2 separate regions of the Homo sapiens genome follow, and region 2 is linked to region 1. Evidence: chromatin contacts called from ENCODE Hi-C or POLR2A ChIA-PET data. All regions are on one chromosome and are shown on one strand. The core of a region is the stretch at or near the end of the contact, and the rest is flanking DNA. Distances in the headings are between cores, read along the strand shown.

Evidence for each region. A loop is a pair of places that touch in the nucleus more often than their neighbours do. ChIA-PET counts read pairs that join two places held with the same protein, here RNA polymerase II (POLR2A). Pooled maps may share reads with other maps.
Region 2: a map of heart right ventricle shows a loop between it and region 1 (2.5-fold over the local background). The contact joins two enhancer-like sites. A Hi-C loop is called at or near these places in 9 of 168 maps with a recorded cell type or tissue (Caco-2, HepG2, Right ventricle myocardium superior and 3 more) and 3 of 50 pooled maps. POLR2A ChIA-PET finds 5 or more read pairs at or near these places in 3 of 52 experiments (AG04449, HepG2 and MCF 10A).

Annotation. Positions count from the first base shown.
Region 1 is chr18:28,109,740-28,113,016 of GRCh38, reverse strand. The region is part of intron 2 of CDH2 (cadherin 2); the gene reads left to right. Among named protein-coding and RNA genes, the nearest start is that of CDH2, 66 kb to the left of the region's middle. Within about 2 kb of position 1,823, at least 4 of the 41 ENCODE cell types and tissues checked have a DNase peak (open chromatin) inside an H3K27ac peak, as active enhancers do.
Region 2 is chr18:28,151,296-28,154,584 of GRCh38, reverse strand. The region is part of intron 1 of CDH2 (cadherin 2); the gene reads left to right. Among named protein-coding and RNA genes, the nearest start is that of CDH2, 24 kb to the left of the region's middle. Within about 2 kb of position 2,009, at least 2 of the 41 ENCODE cell types and tissues checked have a DNase peak (open chromatin) inside an H3K27ac peak, as active enhancers do.

The sequences.
Region 1 (3,277 bases), core at 574-3,073:
TTCCCAGTGCATTTACCTACCCCCCTGGCATTCTTAAATTTTAGCAAAGTTGATTTATTTTTTCTTATTGTTTTGAGTCCACAGATTTGGCCTCTTTGATTCCTTTTTCTGTGTTGTCTCTGCTGTTGACTTTTCTTCAGTAAGAGAATTAGGATACACTCTTGCAAAGCCTGTATGCCTTGTTTGCTTGCCAGCCTGTGGAAATAAGGAGCCTTAGAGTGTGGCTTTGATCTCCACTTTGAAGTAGGTAAATCTGCTACTCTGAATGTGGGCAGGGATCCTCGGGAAATTGTTGTTGTTGTTGTTGTTGTTTTTCTCTTTTCCTGTAAAACAAGGTTTGAATGACTAATTAGAAGATATTTATAAGAGCCTACATACTTCATGGTAGTAAAGGTTATTGGCTTATTAAAAAGATGATCATGAGAACTATAATGTAGTTTTAAGAAACTTTCTTTTAGAAAACCTGCCTGTTAACTTATTTTAAGTGCGTTTGAAGTTATGAGTGAAATTTTACATAAACTTCACAGCCTTTTGCTGAATCCACCACCTCGGTGCCTCCTTCAAAGGAATTTGAGTCGGCCTCTTTACTGGCCATTTGGTATCATCTCTGCTGTGAGCCAGACAGAATCTTTTTCCACTCATTCAGATCATGGTGTGGAATTCTGTGGGCAAGACATCACTAACCCATTTTAGGACAGTGAAAACAGCAAGTCAGAAGGTTTTATTTTGGTTCAGTGAATTTGCCTGTGACCGTGGAGCTAAAATATGAAACAAACCAGCTCTGGAGACACAGAGTCTTGCATTTATAGTGGGGGTGATTAGATAAGTGGTCTGCTGGTGACATGGACGTGATTCATGCTCTATCTGCTGATGACTAAACTTTCCAAATACTTTCAGTGTACTGATAGTACATTTCTTAAATGCTAAATATATCTAACTGTTAACAGCTAATTGTCTGTCGGGCTCATTGTCTGTTACCCTTAAATGCTAAGGTCAGACTGTCCTTCTAGTTTTGTAGATAGAAGAATATGTGTGGCAGAGGCCAGGGAAGAAAATCTATAAAAAATGAGGGTATACTTGTAAAAGTTTGTTAGTTTAAAATTTTGAAAGTAATTATTTTAACTGCAGTTTAAACTGTTTACATTTTTTTCTTGTTATTTATTCTTATTCAGTTCAGAACAGAATCATAGAACTTTACATCTGAGAAAAAAAACTTGAAAGATCATGTGTTTCAAGCTCTTAATCTTTCCCTGTTGCATATTAGTATACTGGGTTTAAACAGGTGAATGACATTTTCAATCTTTATGCTAATTGATAGCATGGGTTAACGCAAAATTTGGCACTCTGACATTGAGGTTGAGTGTTCTTTCTGCCAGGGTTTGACTTCACTCAAAAGTTTCAGGTTGATCAAGACATCTGGGAACTCAGTGTTTTGAATTTCAGAGAGCCGGCACCTGCCTCTCTGATTCTCAGTTCATTTATAAAATGCTAGGTCTTGGATAGATCGTTTCTAAGATTATCGTTTTGCTCCCACAAATTATAGGACGGAGTGCTTTCCTTCTTTTTCTTTGATGTGGACAACATTCTTACCTCGAATACATGTTTTCAGTCTTTTAAAAAGCCACTTCTGTTCCAAAGTTATGCTAACTAATATTGAAAATCCAGATGAAATTTCATTGCTTGGGGGTTTGGGATTGGGGTCACGTATGCACGTGCTACACCCATGCCTCGAAATATCTCTGTCTAGGTCAGCAAGTGGGCTCCGGGACAGAGGAGAAGGCTGAGGCTAAGCTGCGGAGGCTTTGAGGTTTGATAATAGAAGTCCTCCTCTGTTGTTTTCTTCCCTGGCAGCATTTGATTTGCCTCTTTCCAATGCCTGTAAGTAGGCCAGGGGCGCCACTGCAGACTGGGCTTGGGAGTCGATAGGAGAGCTGATAAGAACTCTCTTTTTGCAACACTGAGCAAGAAGGCCCATCTTCCATGACTCTGCACAGACCGATGGCTGGATGGGCATTTTCTTTCTTTTTCAGCCTCTTTCCTTTCTCATGCTAACCTCATTTAGCTTGATGTACTCCGAGTCCTGCTTGATCTAGAAGTGGACCCCGGAGAGAGCGTGGCTTGGCGAAGAGAACCAACAATTTAGAGAATAGTGGTTTGGGTTCTATAGCCATCTTTGTCCTGTGCAGCTGGATACCTTTGGCCACATCTTACCACCTCTCTTTGGCCTCCATTGCAGCCTATATAGATATAGGTGTCTTTTTCATTTGAATTCTTGTTGCAGTAAATAACATATTCACTTTAGCAATTACAGTATGCATTGATTTCACGATCATTAATTTCTTTCTTTTAGTGGCAAAAAGAAATCCTCAGTCTACTTTTAGTTTCCCAAAAGCATCTATATTCATGATCCCACTTCTCATGACTCCTGCTATTGCTTAGGTAGATTGGCCCAGTAGCTTGCAGAACAGAGTCGTTATTTCAGGCATGAGGAACAAAAGCAAAGGCTTTTGCAATGAGAATTGGCCATTGCTGTGTGCATTTGGCCGCAGTCAACTGACTTCTTTTCTTGGTCTGTCTGCATTACTCCCTTTTTCCTAAATTTGATTCTGACTGAATTCCTGGCTGAAGTGGCTGCAGCAGTCTCTTACTCCTGGCCTTAACTCAGCATCTCACAAAGGGCTCAGGTTCATTCTCAAGAAATAATTTATGCAGTGAAAGCATGTGGCTGACAGAGGGTCCCATGTAGGGAGACACTGTTTTGTTATGTTAGTCTTTGGCTGCAACTAAAGCAAAGCAGAATTAACTACGGGATAATGCTAAACAGCGGAGATAACAGCAGAGGTCCCTGTATGTAATTAGTACAGCATGAGTGTGTTCTCATTTCATGTGTTTACATGGGCAACACCAAGTTCTTAATTCAGAAAGGGAATAAACTCCTAAGTGTGTTGGGTTATTGCCTCTTACCTCAGAAAAGGACACCATATGGCCTTGTATTTGTATGCTCTTGCCATGACAATTCCTTCTGTCAAAAGTGATTTTCTCCAAAAGTATGGTATGTACATTCTTGGGCAGTCATTCAAAAAAGGAAAGGAATAGCCTTTGTTAACCCGCATTTTTGAAAGTACTATTTTGGCATATGAAAGAGGAATCAATAACACTTTATACATGCTGACACTATGTGCTTTTTGTTATTGTAAGAATCTATAATTTCATAAACTGTAAGAAAAGCTTTCTTCTTGATCTTCAGATTACCTGGACGTGGAATTTTTAAAAAAGA
Region 2 (3,289 bases), core at 760-3,259, 41 kb before region 1:
CAATGTCCCTGCGAGTGCAGAACCAGAACAGAGAGACTGATACTCACAGGCAAGCAGAACTCCTCAACTCCTATTACACTTCTGTCCTCTCTAGACAAGGAGGTCGATCTTCAGCCTGGGAAGAGTAGAGTAAATACTTGTAAGAGGAAATTGAAACTCAAGATAGGTGAGCTGATTGTGCGAGAGCACAGAGCGGCACTAAATGAGTTCAGATCCTCTGACCAGCGTGAATTTCACGCTGGTGGGCCGAGAGGGCTTGTTGACTGCTTGTCATCCTTGAGGAATTGTGCAGAAGAGGAGAATTGCTAAAGGACTGGAGATGGGGTAATGCTCTGTTCAAAGCAAAAGAAATTCAAAATCAAGAAGGTGTAGTTTTCAGAATAAAGAGAGCATGGGATTAAGAACAGAAAAATCATGGTTTCTGTATTCCTTTTTGTTGTTGCTAAGCTATTGGGTTTGAAGACTAGGGTCAAAAGGTAGCTGTGCCGTTTTGAGAACGTTCAGAAAGGTTTCCAGAGGTAAAGATAAGGGCTGGATGTGTGGCCACCACTTGCAGCACAGGCACTTGTTAAATACACAGATTTATCCATCATGCCTCTTGAGAGTCTGTTTTAATGAGTCTTGGGCTAGGACCCAAGAATCTGTATTTTAAACAAATGTCCCAGATTGCTTGCTGTGTTGAGTAAGTTTGAGACCTACCGGCCTGTATGGCAGATGTACCATGAGTTGGATTCGTGTTGCCCCAATAGTATTAGTACTGTGATGACAAATAGCTAAGACATTGAATAACCATGTGCCAGACACTATCCTAAGTGCTTTACACATATTAACTCATTTAATCCTCTCATCTGCCCTATGAGTTGGTGCTGTCTTTAGTACTCTTGTTGTACAGATGGGGAACTGTTTCTTCTCAGAGGTCTGGCAGATAGTATCCATGGGACTGGGATTTAAAGCCAGGCAGTCTGACCTGTTGGAAGTTCATGCTGCAGTCACTCTGCTCTTCTTAAGAGCCCAGGGCTTAGGGCCCCGGGGGGTTGGGGGGTGTTGCCCCTGGGCAGATTTCCCCAAACCATGTCTGGGCATGTGACATACCCTGTTTTTAGCATCTAAGTAGCATCTACATGAAGACTTTGGGGTATCTCATTAGACTTTCTTGATACATAAAGCTGGAAGGAATGACTAAAGCCAGCTGGAATTATTAATTTATTGAGACCAAATTTTGGAGGGTTAAATATAAATTGCTCCCCCTAAGGACCCAAAATCAGCAGCAAAGATAATAGAGGAGGAAGCCATAACTTAACAGTTGCCTAGAAAAAAAAAGATCAGGATGGTTTTGGTGGACTACAAGCTCAACATAAATCACCAGGGGCTTTGTTCTGCTGTACCTTTTGCCTGGAATGCCCTTTTCCACTTCCCCCTCTTTCTCCTGGCAAATTTTTAATCATCTTTAAAGTCAGAGCCTAAATGTCACTTCAGCTATGGAGTCTTCCTTGACTTCCACGGACAGATTTATCATCCCATTCTTTCTGCTTCTTTAGCACTTTGTTCCTGACATTATAGTTTTGCAATTATTTTTCCTACTTGTGGCACCCGTGTTCACAGCCACTCAGCTGGAAACATGAGGGAAGGCATCATTTCCTCCCTCCCTCCCCCAGTGAGTCCCTGCCTCAGAAGGCCCTATCGATCTTAACTATCTTGGTATTGACAAAATCTGCCCCTTTTTCATTCCTTGCAGCCCCTGCCCTGACTCAGGTCTGTGTCCTAGCTTGTCTCCCAGTTGTCACTTGTCATCCCCTATCACACACACACTTTCCCACAAAACTATCAGAGAATTCTCTGTCAGATGCATTCGGTCTGTGCTTAAAATCTGTCCCTGGCTCCCCCAGCCAACAGGATAACCCCAGGCCCCCAACCATTTGTGATCTAACCCTGTCTAACTCTCCAGCCTCAACTTTTGACATCCTGCCTTGCTTCTTGGACTCCGGCGACACTGAACTCATTGTTATTCCCCAGGCACTATGCTGTTTCTTGCTGCCTTGTTTTAGTTCAAGCAGTGACTGCCTAGGATGGCTTTCCTGCCACTCTCTAGCGCCTTGCTACTCCAGCTCTCTGCTTGGGAAGCCCCCAGATTCCCTGCCCTGGGCTTTGCTCATATCCTCTGCATATCTTAACCTCCCACATTAAATCTTGAGCTCCTTAAGGGCAGGGGCTGTATCTTGTTTTCTGTTTCTAGTGGCAAATGAACACTCAGTACATGTTTCTTGAAAGATTGTATTGTAATTATTTGTTGTACTTAGAAAGACTACAGAGTTTGAATCCTGCCCTTTCTCTCTTGGATGTGAGGTCTTGGGTATTTCACTGTACCTCTGTGTGAGAATCGATTTGCTCATTAGCAAAATGCAGATAGTTTAACCCCCTCTTAAGGGGCCTATTGTGAGAATGAAGTGAGATAACAATGTGATACGGAACTTAACACACTATTCGAGGGATCTGCAAACTACACTCCTGCTGCCATTATTTTTGTCTGGCCAAGAATATTTTTTACATTTTCAAATGCTTTTAAGCAAGAAAAAGAAGAAGAATATCTTTCAAGACTTGAAAATGGAATGAAATTCAAATTTCAGGATACATGAAGTTTTATTAGAATGAACACAGCCATGTTCATTCATATACTGATTGTCTATGACTGCTTTTGCACAACAGCAGCAGATTGAGTAGTTTCAGCAGAGATCCTATGGACTACAAAGCCTGAAATACTTAGTTTACCCTTTACAGAAAAAGCTTGCCAACCCATGCACCATTCAAATATTAGGGAAATGTATGTTATTCACAACCTCCTCCTCATACCCACAGATAACTTGTTGAGGGTAGGATGCCTCTTTCTCCTCTTGGAAGTTCCAGAATTTCATCCTAGGCCTGGCAGAGTGATGACTTTATGTGGGAGTAAGCCTCAGGGGCTGGGTTTTGGCTTTCTGGGATGCAGGATGTTCCAAGAGTGATGAGGCTACTTGAGCAGACAGTGATCCTCATACCGATAGCAGTGTTAATGGGTAGGTAGATACCTCTTTTTCATGTGTTGCTGTAGAACAGGTTTTCTTAACCTTGGCTCTGTTGACATTTTGAGCTTGGCACTCCTTTGTTAGGGATGCTGTGCTGTGTGTTGTATAATGGTTAGCAAATTCCCTGCTCTACGTATTTTATAATGAAAAAGAGAAAATGCCAGAAACCAACTGAGAGCCAGTAGCCACTAGTAGCCAGTAGCACCCCCTCGCAGTTGTGACAGCTAAAA